2 separate regions of the Homo sapiens genome follow, and region 2 is linked to region 1. The links are chromatin loops, found by intact Hi-C in ENCODE. Cell type or tissue: heart left ventricle. All regions are shown on one strand. Links, peaks and the distances in the headings refer to the core of each region. The heading gives the core; the rest is flanking DNA. Region 1 overlaps MAML3 (mastermind like transcriptional coactivator 3). Region 2 overlaps MAML3 (mastermind like transcriptional coactivator 3).

Region 1 (7,218 bases), core at 2,561-5,060:
TGCTAGAAAACTGTATGCAGAATTTTGTGGGTATGTGTCTTTTTCAGGAAAGAAGGTCCAAAGCTTTTCTCAGATTCTCAGTGCGGCCCATGACTCTCCAAAAGTTCAAGAACCACTCTCCTGTAGGTTAGCAGTAGCAAGATTTGCTGGGCCTAGCTGTAAAGTCTTGCATTTAAGGCAGGAAAACCTGTCTCATAAGCAGTTTTGTTTTCCTTGAAGTTTGAAGCCGTGTGCTCTTGAAATTCTAGGTTGCATTAAATGTATGTATGTTCTCTGAGTCCAGGGAGACATAGTTATGCTCTGAACTGATGCCATCCAATAAGGTTGGCTTCCATTCTGAAATGATCACTCTCATCAGGTGGCAGGGCAGCAAGAGGGTAGTACCAGGGGAAAGAAGGCCCCAGAAACCATGTCAAGTGAAAAGGAGGCGAGGAAGCTGAGGATATTTTGCTAGAGAAAGAGGAGAGTTGAGGAGGGGGAATGCCACAGCTCCTCTTGAAAAGGTAATGGTTTGCTATGTAGGAAGAGAATTAGATTTGATCTATGTAGCTCCAGAACATGGAACTAAGATCAATGGATGCAAGTAATGGGGAGAAAGAATTCAGCCTCTATATAAGGAGAAACTTTTAAAAAACGATTAGAGAGATTCAAAATAGAAAGGGCTGCCTTGTGAGGCTAATGAGCTTCCTGTCCCTTGAAGTTTTCATACCAAGGCTGCATGTTCATCTGTCAGGGATTTGCAAAGGGGATTCTTTATTGGGTGGAAAGTAGGAGAAAATGACCTCTATGATTCCTTCTAATTCCATGATCCGTCTATTAAGGTTTTATATCTCTTATTAAAATTTATAGTCAAAGACCCATAGACATCTTCCTTTACTTTACAGAATAGATACTTGAGGCGAGTCCCTTTATAAAGGGAATAATCAGACTTTCTCTTTAAGTTTTGATTTTTATGTATTTTGTTTTCTCAGAATGGGTCACACCTATGTTCGGACGCTGTGTCTGTGTGGCCAGCACACACACCTTCCATCTGTCACCTTTTCTGAGTCTCCCCTGCCTGCTCCCTGCCTGGACTCTTGCGCTATTGTTCCACTAGCCGTTTTTCCCATCTTACCCTTTCCAGTCTACTCTCCACCAGCATCCAGAGTCACTGTTGAAAAACATTCTTCAGAGTATGTCTTTCTGCCTCAAATCCTTATATAGACTCCCATTTCTCTGAAAGTCAAACTTGCCTAAGAGGCGCTGGATGGTCTGGTGTCTCCCAGCTCCTTCATACCCTTCTCCCCTTCACCACCACACTCCAGGTGGCCGCGCTGGCCTCTCCGAGGGCTCTTCCCCTCCTCTGCATCTGCACCGGTGCTTCTCTCCACGTGGAACACGCTTATCCCAGCTCCTTGCTGGGCTTATTGTCATCCTTCAGATTTCAGCTCACATCTCTCCCCAGAAAGGCTGTTCTGACCACCCTGGCTCAGTCAGCTGCACCTCCCACTTGTACTTTATCGTGTCCTTCTGTTTTGTCTTTTTCACACCACTGATCACAATTTATAATCATTTTGTTTCTTCCTTTTTCCTTGGTATTGTCTTCTCCCATTTGAGTGTAAGCTCCTTGCAGACAAGCACCTAGTCTGTGTTGCTCACTAATGTGTCTGTCTCCAGTGTCTAGCAGAGATAAGCGCACGACTGGTGGTCAGTACGTATCTTTGGAATGAAAGAATAAGTGATTACATGAACATTTCTGTCCGGCATAGTAGGTGGGCTCTGGAGCTGAGTGTGACCTCACTCCTTAGAATGTAAACAGGAATCGTTTCTTAATGCTCCCTCTGTTTACCTAGCAGAGTACCGCGCATACCTCAGGCCTGCAAGAGAAATTTGGATTGACCCCCAAGAAGCACACAAATGTAATTTAAAGCCAAATATTAGAGAAAAAACATCTTTTTCACTGGAGAAAGACATTATCCATGTCTCTTAGTTTCCTATATGCACAGTGGGGTTAAATCCTAAAGAGAAATACTACAGGTCCCCAAATCTAGGATAGTGTGTCTTTTTTCCTCTGAGGGCTCTCAGAAAAAATATTCTGGCAGTGAGGAACAAGAGATGCTGGAATGAGTTACTGAGGAGGTGGTAGAATCTCCTTTTCTGGAGATCTTTAAAAATAGAACAGCCATCTGGGATGATTTAGATATGGTCTTCATTGAAGAAGGGGGAGGAAGGGGGATGAAGGATCTCTCTAAGTCCCATCTCATCCTTGATTTTCTGATATTTCACTTTAAAGTTTTATTCATGGCAAATGCCTTAAAGGAGCTAGGATTCACTTTTTCTTTTTATCTCAAAGTTAAATCCCATTTTATTTTGAACTGTAATTCTGCTGAATCACTATCCTTCTCTCTTCAAATGGGCAATTTGGATGTCATAACTTTTTTATGTAGAAAGTTTGGATGGAACTTAACTTTCCTTCTTTCTTTCTTAGAAAGGAAAGCAAAGAGATGTAAGATGGACAAGTTCAGAGGTTGGGAATGACAGGCAGAAGTGAGAATCTCTGCGTGGATTCTGCTCCTGCCACTGAGAAGGACTGAGGGAGGCGAACAGCACATGGAAAAACAGGCCAAGACTTCATGGAATGTGGAACATCCCACAACAGGGACCTGGTGCAGCTGAACACAGGAGTTCAGCCCTAGAGGTCTAGTTTACTATTTATAACTATTGAGTCTTCATTTTTGTTTGTTCATTTGTTTTCATGGGATTAAGCTTGGTAAAGTCATGTAAACGACAAGAGGCAGACTTTTCTTCTATTTGGCTAGGAAATTACAGCAGTTCAGCTGTTTCCTCTCTTTGTTCTTATGACTCTTGCTTGATTTATTAAAGTTGCAGAGTCAAAAGAATAATAGATTTTAATACACATCAGGCTGAATCTTACTATTTTTGCTATAGAGGCCATGCTGTAAAAAAGCCTTGTTAAATTTGTTTCTCAGCACTATTTGTATGCCATAACTGTTTTTCTAACCTAAATAAACTTGGTTGCGATTATCAAATACATTTTATTTTTAAATGTTCATTACAAGCACTGTTGTTCATAACAAACTAATGACTAATGACTCTAGTTATTTTTTTTCCAAAGGGAACACAGATTTCAATGACATTCACTTTTTTTGCCTTTCTGTAAGTTAATGAATAATCCATATTTTAATGGAATATTGTGTTAAGTCAGAACAAAGTGTGACCAGAAAGGTCTTCACAAAACATGCTTGCAAACTGTGGCCCTGTCACTTTATATGATATTAACCAAGGACACGTGCTTCTTCATTTGCTTACTGAGCCCAGGACTGGCTGTGTATCCACACCAGCAACACTTCTGTGGATGTGTGCAGGTGTGTCTGTGCACTGGTGCTAGAAGTGGAAGCCAAATGCCAAAATCCACAGAAAGAACATTCTAAGGTAGAAATAAGAACTCCCCAAAACAAAAAGGCAGAAAAAGAATATTCTCAAAGAACTTTACTATGAATTACATTAAGGGGCCTTTATAATACAACATGCACACACTGTTGTGTTTTGGTACATCCTGTTACATAACTGTTCACTAAAGTGGCCATCAACCACCTTTCATTAATGGAGGGCACACAGTTGTCCAGGGCAGACGGAGACATCTGATCCTTAATAGAGCAGAATTAAGTGTCTGCAGGGAGGCTGTAATTTCTACAGAGCATGGCTCCAACTTTTCCTCCCAGGAGGCCCCAGTCCCGGCACTGGAGTCCGCAGGATGACTGTCTGGGGTGAGTGACCTGCAGGAGCCCAGCTGGGGCCAGGGCTGCACACAGGGGGATTTAATCTCTGGGATAAAGACTGGTTTGGGCTCAGCTAGGTCAGATCTGGAGAATAGGCCCTTGCACACCACCTTCTCTCTGCTTTAGAATCTTCCCTTTGCTCCACTCACACCAACATGGGCAGGTGGGATCAGCTGAAAACGCAGTCTCACCAAATCCCACTGGCTGAATCCTGCTTTCTTCTGCTCTCTTTCCTCCTCATTTTTCCCCCTCTCCTGTCCACCTTACTTGCTCTGGTACACTCCAGGAGCCTCCAGGAGCCCTGGACAAACTCAGTGGGCCAGTGGCACATTCTCTGGGAAATCGAGGTCTGAATCTGGAGCTAGCCTATCTACTGCCCCTGACACGAACTCCCAACTCACATCCAGACTCCAAGTGGCTTGTGCTTAACTTCCACGATTTTCCTTTCCAGCTTCTGGTCAGTTTCCTTCCCTCTCTATGGCTGGCTGGCACACGTGAAATCTGGTCACTTTGTTATTTACAAACTATAGTTTTCAGTCTCATACCCTCTCCTGAGCTGCTCACTATCGCTCCTGTGGGGTTTTCTCACAGCCTTCTTTCACAAATTCAACACCACCATTCCCTCAGTGCAAAACAAGCATAGAGAGCTTGCTGGGGCTTGCAGAAAGAGGGAGGGGGGCTGCTGCTTCCCAAAGCCCTTCCTCTGGCACTGCCAACGTTAACGCCGATCTGTGGGGAGACTGCAATTCTAACATAATGAGATATTAATGAGCTCTGCACATGTCCCTAGCCACAACACTTCTCTCTCCCCCTCACCACAAACCCCCTTCAGCAAATCTAAAGAGAATCAGCTCCTCCTCTGACACTACAATTCCTCCACTTTCCCTGGAGCCTGCCCTCTCCCACTGCAGCACCTGGGTTGCCCGCTCACCTTAAGCTGCCAGCACTACAGAGCACCAAATGGGCTGGCACTGCCTTGTTTCCTGGCCTAACGGATGCTTGTTTAAACACTGGAGCTGTTTGCATTGCTGCGGCTCACTGCATGTTAAACACAGTCCTCTGAAACCCTATGCCAATCCAATAAAGGTATCAGCAGTTCAGTGTGGGGAGGCAATTACTATATGGTCCCAAGTGTGCCTTCTAAGCTCTAGGAAGGAAAATTTGATCGAACAACTAAAAGGAAAATCTGATTCGGCTCAGCATCACGTGGAGGACACAAGGCTTAACTGCAGCCAGGTCTGTGGAGGGCAGAGGGAAATCAATCCAGGAGCTAGGGAGAGCAAGTGCACATTGTTAAGAGGGCTTTAAGCCAGCCTGTTAGTAATACTGTCTCCTGCGTTTGGAAAGACACCCGCCTGTCCTCCCCCTTCTGCTCCCTTCAGCTTGCTTGCTTTTTAATTCCAAGGGGTATACTTATTTATTTGCTAATGACAAACTACCATCCTTCTTAACACCCTCCACCTTCTCACTCACCTTTAATTCCTTAAGCACTCATATTTAAAAAATGGCTTTTCTTGTGCAAGATCATTACCATATCAAAGGCGATGGAGAGAGACAGCAAAAATGATAGAGGGATAACATACAGGCAGAGAGAAGAAGGCAGGCCTGCTTCAGAGAGAACGGTGGGTCCCTAACCTCAAGCTAATGATACCAGTCGATAATGCAATGGATTGGTTTTCTGCCTTAGCTAAGTCTGAAAAATCAGGGGAATTAGACATACGATTTACATTTATTTCTCACCCAAGAAGCAGAAGTTAGAAAAGTGAATCATTCCCTCTGTTTTTAAGTTCTGGATATGAAAAGATATGGAGCCTAGGGTTTCTTTTACTTCTCCTTCTTTTTCATTTCAAAATCAGCTCCAAAATGGCCCATCTTTCCCAAGGAAGAGTGAGAAAGCAGCAATGTATGTGTCTGGCAACACAGAGAAATGCTACCCACAATGCTCACGTGGTGCCATCCATTCACCAGGAATTTTGCCAAATCCTTGTCTATTTCCTGAGGTTCCTGGCACAGGAGACACAGCCAAGATGGAGCAGAGGGCTGCTGTCAGCATTGGCCAGCAGTAGTGCCTATCTAATGGGTGTAAGGATAGAGCTGTTCCTTCAAAGGGTTTGAGGACAGAGTGCTTGCAGGGGTGCCGGGTAGATCTGAAATCTCACGGGATCCCCTGCACCCCAGTGCTCAGAAGGGGAGGGAGCTCTGCTCATGATAGGGTGCCAGAGGGATACGTAACACACTGAAAAGTATTCACTATAAAAGCACATTGACAGGGTCTCTAGACTAGCACATTTTGAGAGTCCCTGGAACAGTAGAGGGTCTGGCCTTGTACCCTAGACTTGACTTTGTATTTCTTACTGCACCAGCTTTAGAAAAACTCCAGCTCCCCACACCCCGGGATCCAGACGGTGGAAGCTCCACCAAGCAAACAGCAAGGCTTTACCAGCCCCACCCTGCAGTAGGGCACCACACTCTGCCCCCTTCCCTCTGTTACTGACTGGGAACAGTCATGAGAGCTTGTAGAGGACTGTCATCTTCAATGCCCATAACTGTTGACATCAGGTGAGGCATTATGATTTTACATATATTATACATACACAATATGTTTGGTTCTTGTGTTCTCCTTAGTTTCCTGACTTAACATTCATGGAACAGCCTCATTATCTCAGGCCTGGAAATATGGATAAGTGCATTATAAACCCCTTCTGAAAATTGATAAATGCCTTGCTCGTCTTGTATATTGGGAAGCAAAGTGTTCTACTTAAGTTTTGTATGTACATATTTTAAGGGGTAGTCTTTGTGTGTGTGTGTGTGTGTGTGTACACCTTTTAATAAAAATGTAAAAACAATTTTTAAAGACTTTAAACCTCTGTGATCAAAAGCTTTCTAAAAATATTTGGATGTTTCCCTGCTTTATTAGAAGGTAGATAATTAACTTTTTTTGATAACTCATAGGGTCATAAGTTACTGACCTTATTGTTGGTTACAGATCTGCTGTTTGTCTAGGGGAAAAAAGCTAGTTACTTGATTACTGGCTACCCTTATTATGAAGGAAGAGAACGTTGCAAAAGATGATAGACCAATACATTTATGAGACTCCCTATGACCCTGTTTTGATAGTACCTTGCTATATCTCCAGACTGTAAAGTCTGTAGGAATGTTAGATCTGTTCCTCAGTAAGACATGAACTCACTCCCATCTCCACTCAGCAGAAACATTTTAATTTCTTTTCTCTTCCTAGTGTTTGACATATCACCACAGAATAAAAAAAGTGATACCAACGCCAAACTTCTTCAACCTATTACTCTCTTTTCCTCTCCCCAGACATAGAAACTCACAAAATCCCTGTGCTTCTATAATGTCATTCTAATCCAGAGATAGTGGCTGAATTGTAATAAAATCACAGAAGGAAATTCTATTCCAGTGATGGAGAAATGTGGTA
Region 2 (7,218 bases), core at 3,062-5,561, 160 kb before region 1:
CTCCAATACACCCTCTAGCCACCAGGTCCTGAGCCTGCCAGTACTCCCCCTCACACTCACACTCCAGCAGGGTAAGAATCCTATTCCTGGCCAGGTGTGGTGGCTCACCCCTGTAATCCCAGCACTTTGGGATGCTGAGGCACGTGGATCACCTGAGGTCAGGAGTTCGAGACCAGCCTGACCAATGTGGTGAAACCCCATCTCTACTAAAAATACAAAAATTAGCTGGGCGAGGTGGCGTGAGCCTGTAGTCCCAGCTACTGGGGAAGCTGAGACAGGAGAACTGCTTGAACCTGGGAGATGCAGTGAGTCAAGATTGCACCACTGCACTCCAGCCTGGATGACAGAGTGAGGCTCCATTTCAAAAAAAAAAAAAAAAAAAAAGAATCCTATTCCTTATCAGGGCACACTTCATGACCCACCTCTCCAGCCTCATCTGTTGAGGGCCACCATGCCAGCCCCCATGCTACCTCTGATCCTACCAGACTATTTGTATTTGGCTGAATGTGTCTTGCTCTTCCCTGTCTGTTTTCTCTGCCTCCAGTCCCCCTACCTTCTTTACCTGGCTAACTCCTTCTACTCATCCTTGAACTCTGAGCTCTAGTATCACACCCAGGAAGCCCTCCCTGCCATCACCGTGGCTGGTCACTTCCTCTCTGAATATCCAAAGCACCTTCTGCCTTTCCTCCACTAGCCTTCTCATTGCATGTGTCACAACCGCATGCCCATCAGTTTCTCTCCCCCTGGCTGAGGGTCCCTTGCCAGCCTTTGTCTTTGTATTCACTCGCCTCTTGCAGTGCCTATCATACAGTTAGGACCTAATGACTTAGTGATAGACAAATGATGGAAAATAGGTCTGTGATTAGCTGCTTCCTGCAACCTTGTTATATTCCTACCTGACCCTCCACAGGTCAACTCAGGACAACTTTTAAAATTTGATTTGGGAGAGAGGCGTCTGCATTTCCTGAGGCTCCTGTCTAAATCACAGTTCTGGCCATCCAGGGAAGGAAGGTATGCCTTCCTACTCAGCAGATGTGGCCTGAGTATACGTTGCTGTGTAAAGGAAGAAAACCAAGGAGTCACGGTAGAATCTGAATATATCTTTTAACTTTTTTTTGTTAATATTTTAAGATATGGCTACTACAGCTGATTGTTATCGATCTGTGTGTGCAGAGGTGGCCAGAAAGACTGATGTATGCCCAGCTGTTCATTTGATACCAGACACACACTTTAATCTGGGTCTGAAACCTCGATTTGTATGACCCATTGTGGCCTTTTAGGGCCAAGCTCTTGACATGAGAGTTACAGCAGGTTTCCTGCCTCCCCTCCAGCCATGTTCGGCTGCAGGAGTATGCTCGGTACGTTATCAAACATTTCTGGTCCTCTCCTGATGTCCCCGTTTATTTTCCAGCAACAACTGTCTCAGAATTGGCTTTTCCACCTTATCCATGTCATCTGATGACTAGCTTGTCTCTTCTCCAAATTCCCCCATACTAGTCACATCTTCCTCAAGGCTTTTCCTGGACCAAACTAAAGTTTCCTGAAGATCACCAGCCACTGACAAATACACCAAGTGATATCCCTGTTTCCAAAATATCAATCACACACTCAGAGAACCACTGAGCTGGAAGGGACCTCTGGGCATCGTGGCACCTGAACCTCTCTTGATGAGAATCTACAAGACATTTTGTTAGATGTTTGTCCATCCATCCATCTGTGAAAAATCACAGTGATTGGTTGAGAGACTGGTTCTAAAATGAACATCATGTACTTGGGAGACAGATGTCCAACAAATCACAGTCACCCAGAAAGAACCTTCTCGCCCATGTGATTTCTCCTCTGATCCCTGATGTTCAAACTGACATTTGAGGGGAAGACAGAAATGTGTCCAGATAAAACTCTCCAGCTGGATGGTACAGGGCACAGCAGTTATGACAGAAAGAGAAGAGCCGCAGCAGAAGAGCAGTCTGGTTACTCCCCCAGGGAAATAACATCCAGAGGGATGGGGGACTCCAATATACTGCCTTGAATATCAACACACTGAAGTATGCAGCAGAAACAGAATGAACCTGCTGGAACAGGCTGGTGTCTGTGGGGCTCACGTGGCAGGGAACTCCTGCTTCCTACCCCTCCACATCCACCCTGCCCTTGCCCCAGGTCCCGGCCTGACTCCTCACCTTGAACCAGCATCTCTCCCTTACAATTTTTCTAGCTGCTATTAGGCTGTAGTCCTGCTCTAGGTGTGGAAGACCAACTCTAGGTTCTGGCCATAAATTGTTTTAGCACCTAGGCAAATTGCTTTCTAGGTTATTAAAAGAACTGCAGATGTTAGAGGCTGTCTCTAGGATTGTTAGACAGCCTTGTTTTGTGCTTTCTTTACCTATTTTGATTTTTCTATAAGAAGTATGCATTATTTTAATATTTTTGGGAAAAGAAAAATGATTTAAGATAAAAATATTTTTTTGCATCTGTGGTTATGGAAACACTGTTAATATCGAGAATGAATAAATAATGGAATACTGGAATGAACCATGAAGAGAAGCAAGGCAATAGCCCACTTTCACACAGGGGGTAAAGGCGAACATGATATTGATTTCTTGCAAAGTTTTAGGACAAAAGATTAAACAGGATTTCTGAAAATATGTAAAACAAAGAGGCCACCTTTCCCATTATTCTGTACTGCTGTTAACTGATTATAGTAGGGGAATGCCACATATGTGATACTTCTCAACAACACGGTATTTGGCAAACTCTCTCATGACAACTTTTGGACAAAATGGAAAACAGTGCATAGAAGTCAAGAGTAGGTTCCTTGGAAGCTGGCTGAAAGTCTGGTCCTACTGGTACCCAGATTGGTGTCAATCTAGAAAGAGTTCTCTAACGGGGAGTGATAAGGCACTGTCACTGATGTAGATGAAGGCAGCAGATACAATGATACAAACCTGAAAAGATGAGCTAAATTCTCCCTGTGGAGTTTCCAAGATGCTGAAAGTTGAGCAGAAACTCAGGTCAAACTTAACAGAGGTAAATCTAGAATTCAGGTGAACAAGAAACCAGCTACACAAGTTCAGGATGGGAGGCAGGGAAGTGGGATAGATAGAATGTGGGCTTTGGAATCAGTCTGCTGGGCTGTAATCCCAGCACTTCGGGAAAATTACTTAACCTCACTCAGCCTCAGTGTAGGTGGGAGAATTAAAAGGGACTGATGGCACCATGTTTAGCACAGCGCCTGGCTCATGGGCACAGGACACGCTCAATAACTTTATAATTATTAAATGTGGCCAGACAAGAGTTCATTGTATACAGAACACCAAGGCGCTTCATTGCCCAAAGGAACAGTAAGAACTGACAAAGTGATGAGGCTGTAAAACACGTGAATTTGAACTTAAGCTGCAGATTCAGGAAAGAAACTGTACTACTATATTCTATACCCATCAGAAGCCATCTGGAATATTGTTCAGCTCAGGACACCACGTTCTGAAAGAGATACCAAGAGGCTGGAGTGTATCCAGAATGGTGTGACATGAGAGTGAGAAACAGCTGGACAACTAGAATCATTTAAGAAAGAAAAATGAGTACAGGATGGTCGTGACAACTCTCTTGAAATACTTGAGGAATTGTTATATAGAAAAGAGAGTCAAATTGCTCTGTTGTTCTAGAGGACAGCTTTCTTTTCTTTTCTTTTTCTTTTTTTTTGAGATGGAGTTTCACTCATGTTGCCCAGGCTGGAGTACAATGGCGCAATCTCGGCTCACTGCAACCTCCACCTCCCGGGTTCAAGTGATTCTCCTGCTTCAGCCTCCTGAGTAGCTGAGATTACAGGCACGCATCACCACACCTGGCAAATTTTTGTATTTTTTAGTAGAGATGGGGTTTCACCATGTTGGCCAGGATGGTCTTGAACTCCTGACCTCAGGTGATCTGCCTGCCTCAGCCTCCCAAAGTTCTGGGATTACAGGCATGAGCCGCTACACCCGGCCCTAGAGGACAGCTTTCTAAAAGTCTTCAGCCAAGTTTGTTTAACAAAAGGGAAAACTTTTCGACAGAATGGACCATGGAACAGGTTGCTTCATTTCCCACCACTGCAAGTGATCAAAGAGAGTCTGGAGGGGGCGTTAGGGGAATTGGAGAGGTTTTCACAGTTGTTCCCCTTCTTCCTCCTCCCTGCTCCAACAGCTACAGCCTCTACTGCTGGACCTTACTAGGCTTCCTTTCATCCCATTAATGATGATTAGATAGGACACAGAGTCCCCCAGTTCCTAACCTTCTCCACTAGAGCACAGAAGGCACATTCTCATGCACAGATGCATATTCATCCAGCAAGTATTCGCTGATGGCCCTCTACAGGTCAGGAAGTGTGCTACTTGACAGGGGCTAAAAAGATGAACAAAGTATATCCCCAGGGAGCACCTAGGCTAGTGAGAAACAGGCCCCTCAACAGATGCCTGTGAAACGGTGAGGCAAGTGCAGTGATAGAGATTAGCACGGGGGACTCTGGAATCACAAAAGAAGCTCAACTAACCCAGCCTGGCTGGGTCAAGGGGAGTCAGGGAGAGTTTTCTCCGGGAGTAGATCCTGGAAGCTGTGTGGGAATTGGTTAATGTGTTAGAGGAAGAGGGACAACATGAGCAAAGTAATGAAGGTAAAGAACAGCCCTGTGGACAAGCAGTTCTATATTGCTGGATTGTGAAGCATAGGGCATGAGACAGGAAGAAGTCAGGCTAGAGAGGTTGGATGGACCGAGAGCCCAGGGAGCCCAGTGTGGGTTTCTAGGAGCTTCTATGCCACATGCAGAAACTTGCATGGATGAAGGACTCTTGTTCGAGCTGCAGAATCCTAACTAGTCCCTGGCCTCTAGAAAATATTTGTGCAATTGTATGTTTCATTACCATGCATGTCCTCTGTTCCATGAGTGCAGGGCCTTGTCCATCTAATTCATCACTATATCCCCCGTGTCTAGCCCAGCGCCTGGGACACAATAGGTGACTAAAAAGGAAGAATGGGAACAGAAAGGATGCAGCTTCACAGGGTTTTTGTGAGGCTTCCTAAGGTGCTATATGTAGCATGCTTAGAGCACTTGGCCCTAGCATGCATGAATAAGGGACAGTGATTGTGATTATCATTCATTTGCATTTCTTTTTCTCCTGTCTTGTTGATTTTTCAAGCCCACTGCTTATAGTACCTTTGCTTTTGTGGCTGGCCCTGATTAATACATTTTGATGAGTAATAGTGTTTGCCAAATGATAACGGTCCCCAAAGAGGCCCCCAACCTACAGAGAGTTACAGAAATATTCAGCATCATAAACCAAAAAAGGATATTCAAAGGACAGAATCGAGGAACTGATTTCCTCAATGGGAATACAAAACTTATGTTTGCAGGCAGGCCTCCTCGAGAAAGTATGCAAGTGTCACATGAGGCTCCATCGCTACACTCATGGCCAAAACTTTAACCCCCGTGAACCCTGGATAAAAGGCAGGTAGAAATGGTTGAGAATAAACTGTTCTCTGTAGACCTCGTTGACCCTAACAACCATCTGACGGGGCTTTAATCTGGTGGGGTGTGGCCAGGCACAGCCCATGGAGGAAAGAAAGCCCCCCTTTCTTTCCTGAGGAGGGCTGGAGAGGGGGTGCGTGTGCATATTTCGTGTCTATGTGCCAAAGTTAGGCTTCCTGACATTGTTTCCTCTGGCTTCTCTTGGCACAGTGTCTTCCTGGTCTATGAAGGCCTGCAACTGGCTGATCTTGGTTAAAGGGAAACTGACCAGTGGTATTTGGTGGATACTGCTTGTCCTAAAGATTCAGGAGGAATAGAACTTTCTCCAGGAACCCAGGGACTTATCCAGGGATGACAATCTAACTTTTTAGGGTCTGATTGAAAGATCTGCATCCTTGTGGACAAGAACTTAACTCTACAGAGGAGATTCCTCCTGCCACAGGATTACACCTGGAAAGATTTTAACATTCTTTTCCTTTGTCAAGTCCCCAAAGGATACATTCCTGATAGGGAATCCTAGAGTTTATTCTCCCTTGAATGACTAAGGCCCTAGGCAAAGCTGAAGAGGAGTCTGGATTCTGTGAGAATGAACAAGGCAGCTGCTCGGAGTCGGCTGCTGAGGGGGCCATCTGTTTAAGCAACGAGAAGTACGGAGCTAAAGAGGCACACGGTATTCAAACATGTGAGTTCCCTGCACCAGGGCTTCTGGTCAGTTCTTCAATCAGGAGAGAAAATGATGCTTAGGTGTTAAAGGTTCAGGGGGAGCCGAAATGACTTCAATTGCCAAAATAAACAGAATTGCTTAATTAATCTAACTAAAAAATCCTGTTCAGCATTGGATTAAAAAAATCATGTTGATGCTGCCCCTGTTTATTTGGCTGAATCCTGGACTGAGAGGGTATATTTAGCCTCAGTGTGCTTGCAGGATTGCATCTTGCAGCTCAACAGGAAATATCTGGAGTCACAGCTAAAGATATCTCTGCATGTTCAGAAATTTACGAGCAGCTGTAAAAGTGGAGCTATGGTGGGCAGAGTGCTGGAACAGTCTCCCTTTCAAATGAGAGAGGCCGCTGAATTAAACACTTGAATATACCAAGTTCATGGCAGGCAGAGGGCACCTGACATGCTAAAAATAGCCAAAGTGGAAGTGCTTCTGTTGCTAAAATAATACTGAACTGGTATGCTCCTTTTCTCAACCCACAAGAAATGGGTGAAGGGGTAGAGGGTAGGCTCTGAGATTCCAAAAAGTGTGTCAGAAGCTATGCCAAGTGAAAGTCATTTCCTCATTTTGCCACTTTTCAAAAATAAATAGCTTTCTTAAGCTGAGCAAACTGAAGTAGCAGTAATCAATATATTATTTTTTAATAACACGAGACAGAAATGGTAGCAGCAAAAAGACACTGCATACCTGGATCTGTAGTCCTGCTGACAAGCAATCCTGCTGACGAGCAAACCTTTTCCATCATGGGCAAGACTCATTTATTTTTAAACATCCTTTTGCTAGACTCCCTTATCAGCAACTCCACGCCCTGCTCACCAATGCCCGGCTGGAAAGGTCCCTACTTACTCCTGTGCACATGCCTGGCAAGGCTGCTTGCTAAACAGCATGGACAAGGGGACGTCTGTGCCCCTGCATGTTGCCGGGCAGAGGAGGCTACGACCTTTTCCCGAATGGCCATTAGGTCCAAGAGCCACTGAACTTTCATTCTGTGACCGAGGACATT

What was found. Peaks named below come from ENCODE experiments on the same cell type or tissue, not always from the same donor. Only the 100,000 strongest peaks of a DNase experiment are listed, where the experiment ranks them.
Region 2: a loop joins it to region 1, with 1.9 times the contacts of the local background. A loop is called at or near these places in 8 of 110 quality-filtered maps.

The regions. Positions count from the first base shown.
Region 1 is chr4:139,917,045-139,924,262 of GRCh38, forward strand. The region is part of intron 1 of MAML3 (mastermind like transcriptional coactivator 3); the gene reads right to left. Among named protein-coding and RNA genes, the nearest start is that of MAML3-AS1, 210 kb to the right of the region's middle. In heart left ventricle, for the core only: no CTCF peak of the experiment used is centred there; a DNase peak (open chromatin) is centred at 3,767; H3K27ac peaks cover 2,500 bases.
Region 2 is chr4:139,757,280-139,764,497 of GRCh38, forward strand. All of the region lies in intron 2 of MAML3 (mastermind like transcriptional coactivator 3), which reads right to left. LOC124900781 (a long non-coding RNA gene) reads left to right here and starts at 5,777. Exons shown (of 2, transcript XR_007058276.1): 1 at 5,777-7,218. In heart left ventricle, for the core only: a CTCF peak has its summit at 4,358 (motif pointing left); no DNase peak of the experiment used is centred there; H3K4me3 peaks cover 11 bases; H3K27ac peaks cover 1,824 bases.